Regions from separate parts of the Homo sapiens genome. Here region 2 is linked to region 1. Evidence: chromatin loops called from intact Hi-C (ENCODE). Cell type or tissue: IMR-90. All regions are shown on one strand. Links, peaks and the distances in the headings refer to the core of each region. The heading gives the core; the rest is flanking DNA.

Region 1 (4,402 bases), core at 206-4,205:
TGAATAAAGTCAGGTTACAAAACAATATCCATAATGCAATATTGCTGAGGCTCAAAATGTCTATGTAGGCATAGAAAAATATCTCAAACATTATGTTCCAAAATGTTAATACTTTAACAGTGATTATTTTCTAAAGATGAGATAATGCTTATCTTTTTATTTTCTTCTTTATATTTTTATTACACTTTATATATATATATATATTATGTATTCATGCTGTCATCATGTATTGCTTTTTTTTTTTTTTTTTTTTTTTAAAGAGACAGGGTCCTGCTATGTTGCCCTATTGACCAGGCTGAAGCACAGCGGCTATTCACAGGTGCAATCATAGCACACTACAGCCTTCAACTCCTGGGCTCAAGCAATCCTCTTGCCTCAGCCTCCCAAGTAGCCAGAACTACAGGTGTCTGCTACTGCACCTGGCATTTGTTGCTTTTAAAATAAGAAAACTACACAGTGATTTTTATTTTGGAGTGAAAAGAAATTGGATATTTTTAACTTATGAAAAAAGTCCATGCTCTTTCAAGACAATTTCTTTGTAAGACAGAAATTTCTTTGTTCAGAGGATCCTGTTCCTGGTGTAGGTCATCAGATATTATCAGAAAACAGTACTTCCAGTTTCCACAGACATACTGCGAAGTGTTATGTGTGGGTGGAGAAAGGTAGTTGGAATAGAGATGGCTTATACCATGCAAAAGATCACATGCATGGCGTAAGATATGAGAAAGTTCATATGCAAATTAGAAAGATCAAATCAGGCTGGGTGCGGTGGCTCATGCCTGTAATCACTTTGGGAGGCTGAGTCAGGTGGATCATGAGGTCAGGAGTTTGAGACTAGCCTGGCCAATATGGTAAAACCCCAACTCTACTAAAAGTATAAAAAATTAGCCTGGCATGGTGGCGGGTGCCTATAGTCCCAGCTACTCAGGGGCTGAGGCAGGAGAATCGCTTGAACCTGGGAGGTGGAGGTTGCAGTCAGCCAAGATCATGCCACTGCACTCCAGCCTGGGTGACAGAGTGAGACTCCATCTCAAAAAAAAAGAAAAAAGAAAAGAAAAGAAAGATAAAATCAAACATAATAAAAACCTTGCATTGCATCTTATCACCCTGACTTGCTCACTTGGATGGACAAAAGTTGAGACTCAGAAAACGTCATCTGAAAAACTGGATGACTACTTGCTTGCAGTGCTGCAAAGCTCTGCTCCAACTCACCCTACTCCACTGACTGCCAAAGTATTTCTTTTACATAATATAGTGGAAAAATCACGTTATGCTTCACATCTAAAATGTCACCACCAAGTATTCATTTGAGGTATCAATATCTTCTTTTAAAACACAACACCCCTCCACCCCAAAGGGTCAAGGAGCTACGAGAATGTGATGGGTGTTCATGTATTCACACTCTAGAGTCTATTCAAATCAGTTTAACCAAATTCTTTGTTTCAAACTCACATTCTAAGGTGTCATTGAAAAGTGTAGGAAGGAGAGCTAGCAGGGAAGGAAAGGCCGTTGAAAATGCTTCGGTGGTGAACTTCGGACTGATTTTGAGCATAAGGGTATGGGGCACCCAGAAGACAGGGAGAAATGGGCCCAGTGAGATAGGACAGAGGATATAAAGGGAAATGTGGAATTAACTTTAACCGTCCTTAATTTGGTCTATCCTATCCTTATGGCTGTATTTAAACCAACCAAAGCAAAGCAGTTCACCTGAACATTTAATTAGATTTTACTTTGATCATATACCCAGCCAGAATCATTGTCGTCAAATAATTTTAACTAGAAAAGAGTAGACTTCTTTAGCTAATTGCCTAAGCCTGAGTACTTTCAAGCGAATCCAAGGCAACGAGTTAAAACGTGAAAAAAAACCCTCACAACCTTTTCCTGGGATGGGAGGAAAGGAGGCCCACACCATGCCAAATAATTGGCTTGACTAGATTTTTCCCGCCTGAGATGACCCACAGCTTGGGGGTCATAAAGACACTGCCTCTCTGTTTCTTTCCTGTATTCAGAGAAGGAACGTTCCATTCCACGCAATTCATGAATTTTAAAAACCATGAACCTTCCTTCACATTCTGGAGGAACACAAACGTTTTCCTGTAAGAGAGCTGTTTTGAGCATAAATGCTCAAGTGATTGCGATGGCGACGAGGAGAGGCCTTTTCAGACTGTCTTTGTTCTGAGCTGGCTGGAGGCTCCAGGCCTAGGAGTGCCAGTAAGTTCTGGACATATGGTTGGGCACAGAGAGCAGGGACTGAATTTACCAACCACCAACTGCCATAACGGTCTTGTCACTGGAAAATGGCCAAACAGTTGAGCCAACTGCCAATGCCACCATGTTGTCAGGAGACAATGGGCCAGAGGAAAATTACAGGCTCGTGGAAGACCACTAGCTCCCTCTTGTGGTCGAGCACAATGGCTAAATTTCTGCCACTTTCCAGCAGAAAGACATCCATCCCTGAATTCCGTGAATGAAGGATGAGGATGCTTCCTAAAGCAATCCTATCAGCCTATTTGAATAGCAGCCTTTATCTATACCTTTCCAGAGAGCTAATATTAAAACCCTTCTAATTTCAATGACAAAAATCATATTACTCAAACTCAAAGCTCTCCAATGATCCTCCACTGCCTTTGAAATCAACTTCCTAAATCATTATCATGGCTTGTAAGCCGCCGACGGCATATACCCTGCCCACTCTCCAGCTTCATCAGTTGCCCCTCTCCCTCTCGCTTTACATTTGTTGAACTCTCTCCCTTCAGCATTTTCACACTTGATTGCTGCCCCTGTTTGGGATAATTGTGACTTCCCTTCCCCACTTTCACCCCATCTAATCTGTCTAAGTCTTACATATCCTTTAGGATTCAAGTGAAACACCATCACCTTCCGGAGGCCTTCCTTGATCCCCTAAACTAGGTCTTCCTGCTTGATCCCCCTGGGCCTCCTGAATTTCCTTAGCTAACCACTCATAACACTCCATCTTAATTGCTTATTTAATGCTTATCTTCCCCTTTTAAAAATGTTCTCTGTAGCTTGAACCCGGAATGTGGAAGTAGCAGTGAGCCAAGATCATGCCACTGCACTCCAGCCCGGGCAACAGAGCGAGACTCCATCTCAAAAAAAAAAAAAAAAAAAAAAAAAGTTCTCTATGTGAGCAGATACTCTGTCATTCTGTCATTTACCTCCTTATCCACACCTAACACAAGTACTATACATATTTATTGAGAGAATACATTTGAAGAAGTAGCAAATTCTAGAATGGAAAAAAAAGAAGAGACATTTATTATATGCCAAATATGGGCCAGGTTTTAGGCTAGGTACTCACACATCTACCAATTCATGTAATCTTCATTTAATACAACGAGGGAAAATGTTATTATCTTCAATTTTATAGTGAGGAAAGTTAAGTTCAGAGAGGTTTGTGTAGCTTGGCCAAACCTATAAGAAAGAACATGTCAAATCCAGAATTTGCAACCAAGTGTAATTCCAAAGCCCCTGGACTTTCTACTGTATGATGTTTCCTCTTAGGTAGCCCAAGTTAACCAGTCAATTCTTGCTTATTCATGTCAATGAACGTATCACATGGCATGACTATTCTCAAATAATGAATAATCCTAAAATCACTTATATCAGCTTTTAAGTGGTGTTTTTATCCTTACGTTTTAAAAAGGACTTCTTTTAATGTTCTCAGTATCTCCAAAGAAAATAACTAAGTCATCCTGGAAAGCCCTTACTATGGAGCTTTCTCAGCCAGAAGGCAATAGAGCATCACGAGGCAGAGAAATGAAAGAGCACTGGGTAGGGAGCGCACAAGAACCCTGTTTTTTTTTTTTTTTTTGGAGACGGAGTCTGAGTCTCGCTCTGTCACCCAGGCTGGAGTGTAGTGGCACAATCTCTGCTCACTGCAAGCTCCGCTTCCCGGGTTCACGCCCTTCTCTTGCCTCAGCCTCCCAAGTAGCCGGGACTACAGGTGCCCACCACCACCACGCCCGGCTAATTTTGTTTTTATATTTTTACTAGAGACGGGGTTTCACCGTGTTAGCCAGGATGGTCTCCATCTCCTGACCTCGTGATCCACCCGCCTCGGCCTCCCAAAGTGCTGGGATTACAGGCGTGAGCCACTGCGCCCGGCCTGCACAAGACCCCTCTTCTTAAGCCAAGCACTGGCCAAAACCTAATGGATGACTTTGACGAAGCCACTTCGTGCCTCTGAACCTTGGCTCCTCAGCTTTAAGAAGAGGAGGATAGTAGCATGCACTGGAGTCGGTTTTGAAGGACCCCTCTTGCTCTTAAATTCTCTCGTTCTAATTCAAAGTGGAACTGGTGTCTAAGAACTTGCTGGTTTATACTTGAAGCAAGGTGGCAATTTTGGTATTAAAAGACCTCTTCAAAGCTCTTCAATGAGAAT
Region 2 (4,402 bases), core at 72-4,071, 130 kb before region 1:
CTAGGAAAACTTGACGTGGTTGTCACAAAAAAAAAAAAAAAAAAAAAAAGAAAGAAAGAAAGAAAGGAAAAAAAAGAAAAACTAGAGAAGAGGGGAAACCTTTGTTCTGAAGGTGAGAAGGAGCCTGAATGATCTCATGCCCTAAACATGTTTGTGGTTTACATCAGTACGTCTCCTTCACTTATTAAAGTTGTGAGTTTTTAAATAGTTCCTGCTCCAAACAAACAGATTGCAATACTTAAGAATTCCCACTTTTTAAAAGTATTTCCCTTTTCCTCCCTTTTCCACATGGGTTGGGAGGTGAAGGATTTAATATTTGTTTTTAAGTTAAACAGTTTTTTTGTTACAGTATTTGCAAATATTGGCTGTAACTGTAAGCTGTAGAGGCATACCTCATTTTAAGAAAACCTGGGTGGAAAAAAATATCTGAAACTTAAAGCACAGCAGTCTAATTTCCACCACATGACCAAACATAATTCACTTCAGGGTTACCGTCAATGACAAGGTTCCCACAGTGCCTCATTTACTCATAAATATTATTGAGCCCCCACTATGTGTAAGGCAATTTTAGGTGCTGTTTACATAAAACAAGATTAATTTTATTAAAGTTTCATCTAATCCCTAAGTTTTTAGGCCCCAAATCTATTACATAAGACAATGCAAACTGGAAAAACAAATCCTTCCAACTGAGACTAAAACTTCCCTTCTGATTGGCAGATGCCTTTCTTACTTTTTTCCATAACAATTCATTAAAAATATTTTTTTGAAACCAGGATGGGCTCAGCATCGTCTCAGGTGAGAATCATTTCCAGTTGCACTAAATCTAGGGAATCCTTCACTCTGTAGCTTCATTAGGCACATGTGGCCACTCTTACTCTGCCATGTGGAAATCACAGAAATGTTTTAGAAAGCAATTTAGCAATAAGTATAAAGAATCACCAACATGTTCACTTCCTTCACTGATTTATTTCAAAAATAATCCTAAGGAAATAATCCAAAACAAGGGAAAACTGTATTATGTATTATAGCAGGTTATTTAGAATACAGAAAATATCCTTCAAAATAACCTAAAACGCCTTTGAAATAATTTAAATATTAAAGGCATAGCCGGTTAAGTACAGTACAGTCTCTAGACGGAATATTACACAGCCACAAAAATGATGACACAACATGAAGAATGAATAACCACTCATGGCAACTTTACATTAACTGGAAAAAAATCAGAATGTAGAATTAAGTCTATAATATAACTACAGGTATTTTAACATAAATATGCAAAAAATAAAAAAGTAGTAGTTTTACATGAAAGATAGATGAAATCGCTACTTCAGGCTCAGTCTACTGAGCCCTAGGGCATGGCTGAAAATCTACAAATGGCATCATTATCATTCAAAATGATAGTACTTTTTTAAACCAGCTGTTTCAGTGTAGCACTTTCATTACCAAATTCTGTTACCATTTTTACCCCAATTCCATAAATGTACATTTAGAAGTACAGTTTGTCAAACTGTTGATTCTCACCACTTGATTCACCCTCTCATTAATCAGGCATGCCTTTTGTTTTGCAGTATTTTCCCCACTGTTTCATTTGAGATTAACTTTAAATTGAGAAAATAACTACTGACAGGTTCTTTTCTCTCTTCCTGTTTTGGGACACACTGTAAGCACATTTTGTCTTTCCCAGTTCTCTCCAGCTTCAGCATTTTATCAGTTTGATGTGGCTTTAAACAACTTTCCCTTCCCTAGTTAATTCACTAGCCCAGCAGCTGCAAGGGACAAGATGAATCCTTTCCATGTTCCCCTTATTCTCCCTTTGAGCAGGGACTGTCCAGAACTTCCTCAGAATTTCTACCTAGGAATGTTCTAGACCAGAAATTTTCCTCAGGAATTTCCTGTTGCCACCCTGTCCTGCTTCTATACCAGTGAGCACAAAGTCAGGAGTAAGCCTTTAGGACCACTCCGTAAAAAAGCAACTGGGACTTCTCGTTCCTACTTTACATAAAGTTTATTCCCTGCCCCCTCCCGCTGCGCAAAGAGCTTCCTGAGAGACCGAAACAATGTGGCTAAAAGGAAGGCCAAAAGGAGGGAGGTGATCTCTTAATAGAACTCAGTATTTAATCCTCCCCCACCCCTAAGCTCTGCCCAGAATAGATGACACAGAAGGAGAGGGAATTGTTGTTTTGGTGGAGAGGAAGAATATGACCGTGAATATACTCCATTCTATTTGAGAATGAGAGAGTCTACCCACATGAGAGAAGATGTAAATCATCCCCCAACATTCTAACTTCCTTCCTGAAATACACCTAGACCTAGCAGTTTACAATAATTTTTAAAAAGTGCCAAATATGCCCCCAACTTACAGTGCTAAAACCACCGTGGCTACCTGAACTCAGAAGGCCCGTGTGAAGCAACCAAAGAAAGCTTAACCCTTTCTGGGAAGTAGAATAAGTTTTGCCAGTGTTCTCTCAGTTCTTCATAACCAAAAACAAAACAAAACAAAATTTACTGAGCACATGTTCTGTCTGTGTGTCATTCCTCATGAGTCAGACACCTTCTTATCCACTATACTGTGTGCCCACTTGACATCTTTCTTCCAGAGTTGGCTTTAATTAAATCCTTCAGCACTAATGTCCCAAAGCATTCCGTGAGTCAAGCTTTCCCTGGGGTTAAGACTTTTGAAATGACCAGCAGAGAGATGGACTCTAACTACTAAGACTACTATAGCCACAGCAGCTACTGCAGTGACTTTTTCACCACGAGGCAGCCAATTCAAAACAAACGTTGTTTTTTGTCCCTGCAGTAGTTTGCTGAGAATGATGGTTTCCAGCTTCATCCATGTCCCTACAAAGGACATGAACTCATCATTTTTTATGGCTGCATAGTATTCCATGGTGTATATGTGCCACACTTTCTTAATCCAGTCTATCATTGTTGGACATTTGGGTTGGTTCCAAGTCTTTGCTATTGTGAATAGTGCCGCAATAAACATACATGTGCATGCACTGTTGTGGGGTGGGGGGAGGGGGGAGGGATAGCATTAGGAGATATACCTAATGCTAAATGACGAGTTAATGGGTGCAGCACACCAACATGGCACATGTATACATATGTAACAAACCTGCACGTTGTGCACATGTACCCTAAAACTTAAAAGTATAATTAAAAAAAAAACCAAAAAAAATGTTCTCTTAACCCATAGACGTTCACGACTTTTTTTTTTTCTCTGCGATGAGGAAGATGAAGTTGTTAGACTACTGTATTCGTATTCCAATGAACGAACCTAGATTACAGGCTGCAGGGTTGGGGCTATTCCTAGAGACCTAGAGCAAACTCTACTTCATCATTAATGAGAAAACATTTGTGACAACCATCCCAACACATCAGTCATTGAGATCTTGGTATCAAGGTTGAGAACCACCATACTGATGTGCTCTAGCTTTCTATAAATTCAATGTAACAGAAGGTCTACGCTTTGGAGGCTATACTGGATCTGAATAAGTGATCTAAAGATTGTTTCTGACTTTTCCATTACCTACTTCCCTCCCTTATTAGATTGCATCTAGGACACTAAATAGGTTTTCATTTAAAAAGACCAACAGCTGATTACAAAGTATTTTGAAGCTATGTCTAAATGCAGTAGATAAAAGAACTGTGGTTGATTTGTATCATCTACCACGGTCATTAGATTTCAGGAGTGTTTGCAAATGGCACTTTGTATTTCCTAACTCTGTATCATTAGACCTTTACAGGAATAAAGGATAACAGCCCCATCTCAAACTCATCTGCCTTATTTTAGTCATTATTAAGTTACTTTTTTCTAACTTCACTTTTTTTACGTTGAATTATTTCTGCAACCATTTAACTTGATTTTTTTTTCAGTTCCAACTGAAGATAGATAAAATTATAGTATGTAAGTAGTGGACACATATTTTATCCTTCTTACAATTAATTCACCATCTAAAGCAGCGGTCTCCAACCTTTGTGGCATCAGGGACCAGTTTCATGGAAGACAATTTTTCCACAGATGTGGGGGAGGTGGGGGGGGGGGATGGTTTCGGGATGAAACTGTTCCACCTCAGATCATCAGACATTAGTTAGATTATCATAAGGAACGCACAACCTAGATCCTCACATGGGCAGTTCACAATAGGGTTTGCGCTCTTATGAGAATCTAACACCAGTGCTGATCTGACAGGAGGCACAGCTCAGGCAGTCATGTTCACTCACCCACCACTCACCTCCTGCTGTGGGACCCAGTTCCTAACAGGCTACGGACCAGCAGCAGTTCGCGGTCTGGGGATTGGGAACCCCTGATCTAAAGCATAACTTCAACGGTCCATTCCTGAGATTTTCTCTCCAAAAAAAAACTAGTAAAAATTATAAACAAGATTACAAGGGAAGA

The links. Hi-C counts contacts between places; a loop is a spot of excess contacts. Peaks named below come from ENCODE experiments on the same cell type or tissue, not always from the same donor. Only the 100,000 strongest peaks of a DNase experiment are listed, where the experiment ranks them.
Region 2: it touches region 1 in a loop (4-fold over the local background); 4 of 110 quality-filtered maps call a loop at or near these places.

The regions. Positions count from the first base shown.
Region 1 is chr9:4,364,524-4,368,925 of GRCh38, forward strand. It overlaps a transcript of GLIS3 not described here. Among named protein-coding and RNA genes, the nearest start is that of GLIS3, 67 kb to the left of the region's middle. In IMR-90, for the core only: a CTCF peak has its summit at 2,394 (motif pointing left); no DNase peak of the experiment used is centred there.
Region 2 is chr9:4,236,159-4,240,560 of GRCh38, forward strand. The region is part of intron 2 of GLIS3 (GLIS family zinc finger 3); the gene reads right to left. Among named protein-coding and RNA genes, the nearest start is that of GLIS3-AS2, 61 kb to the right of the region's middle. RefSeq lists an enhancer at 1,802-2,321. In IMR-90, for the core only: no CTCF peak of the experiment used is centred there; DNase peaks (open chromatin) are centred at 143 and 2,563.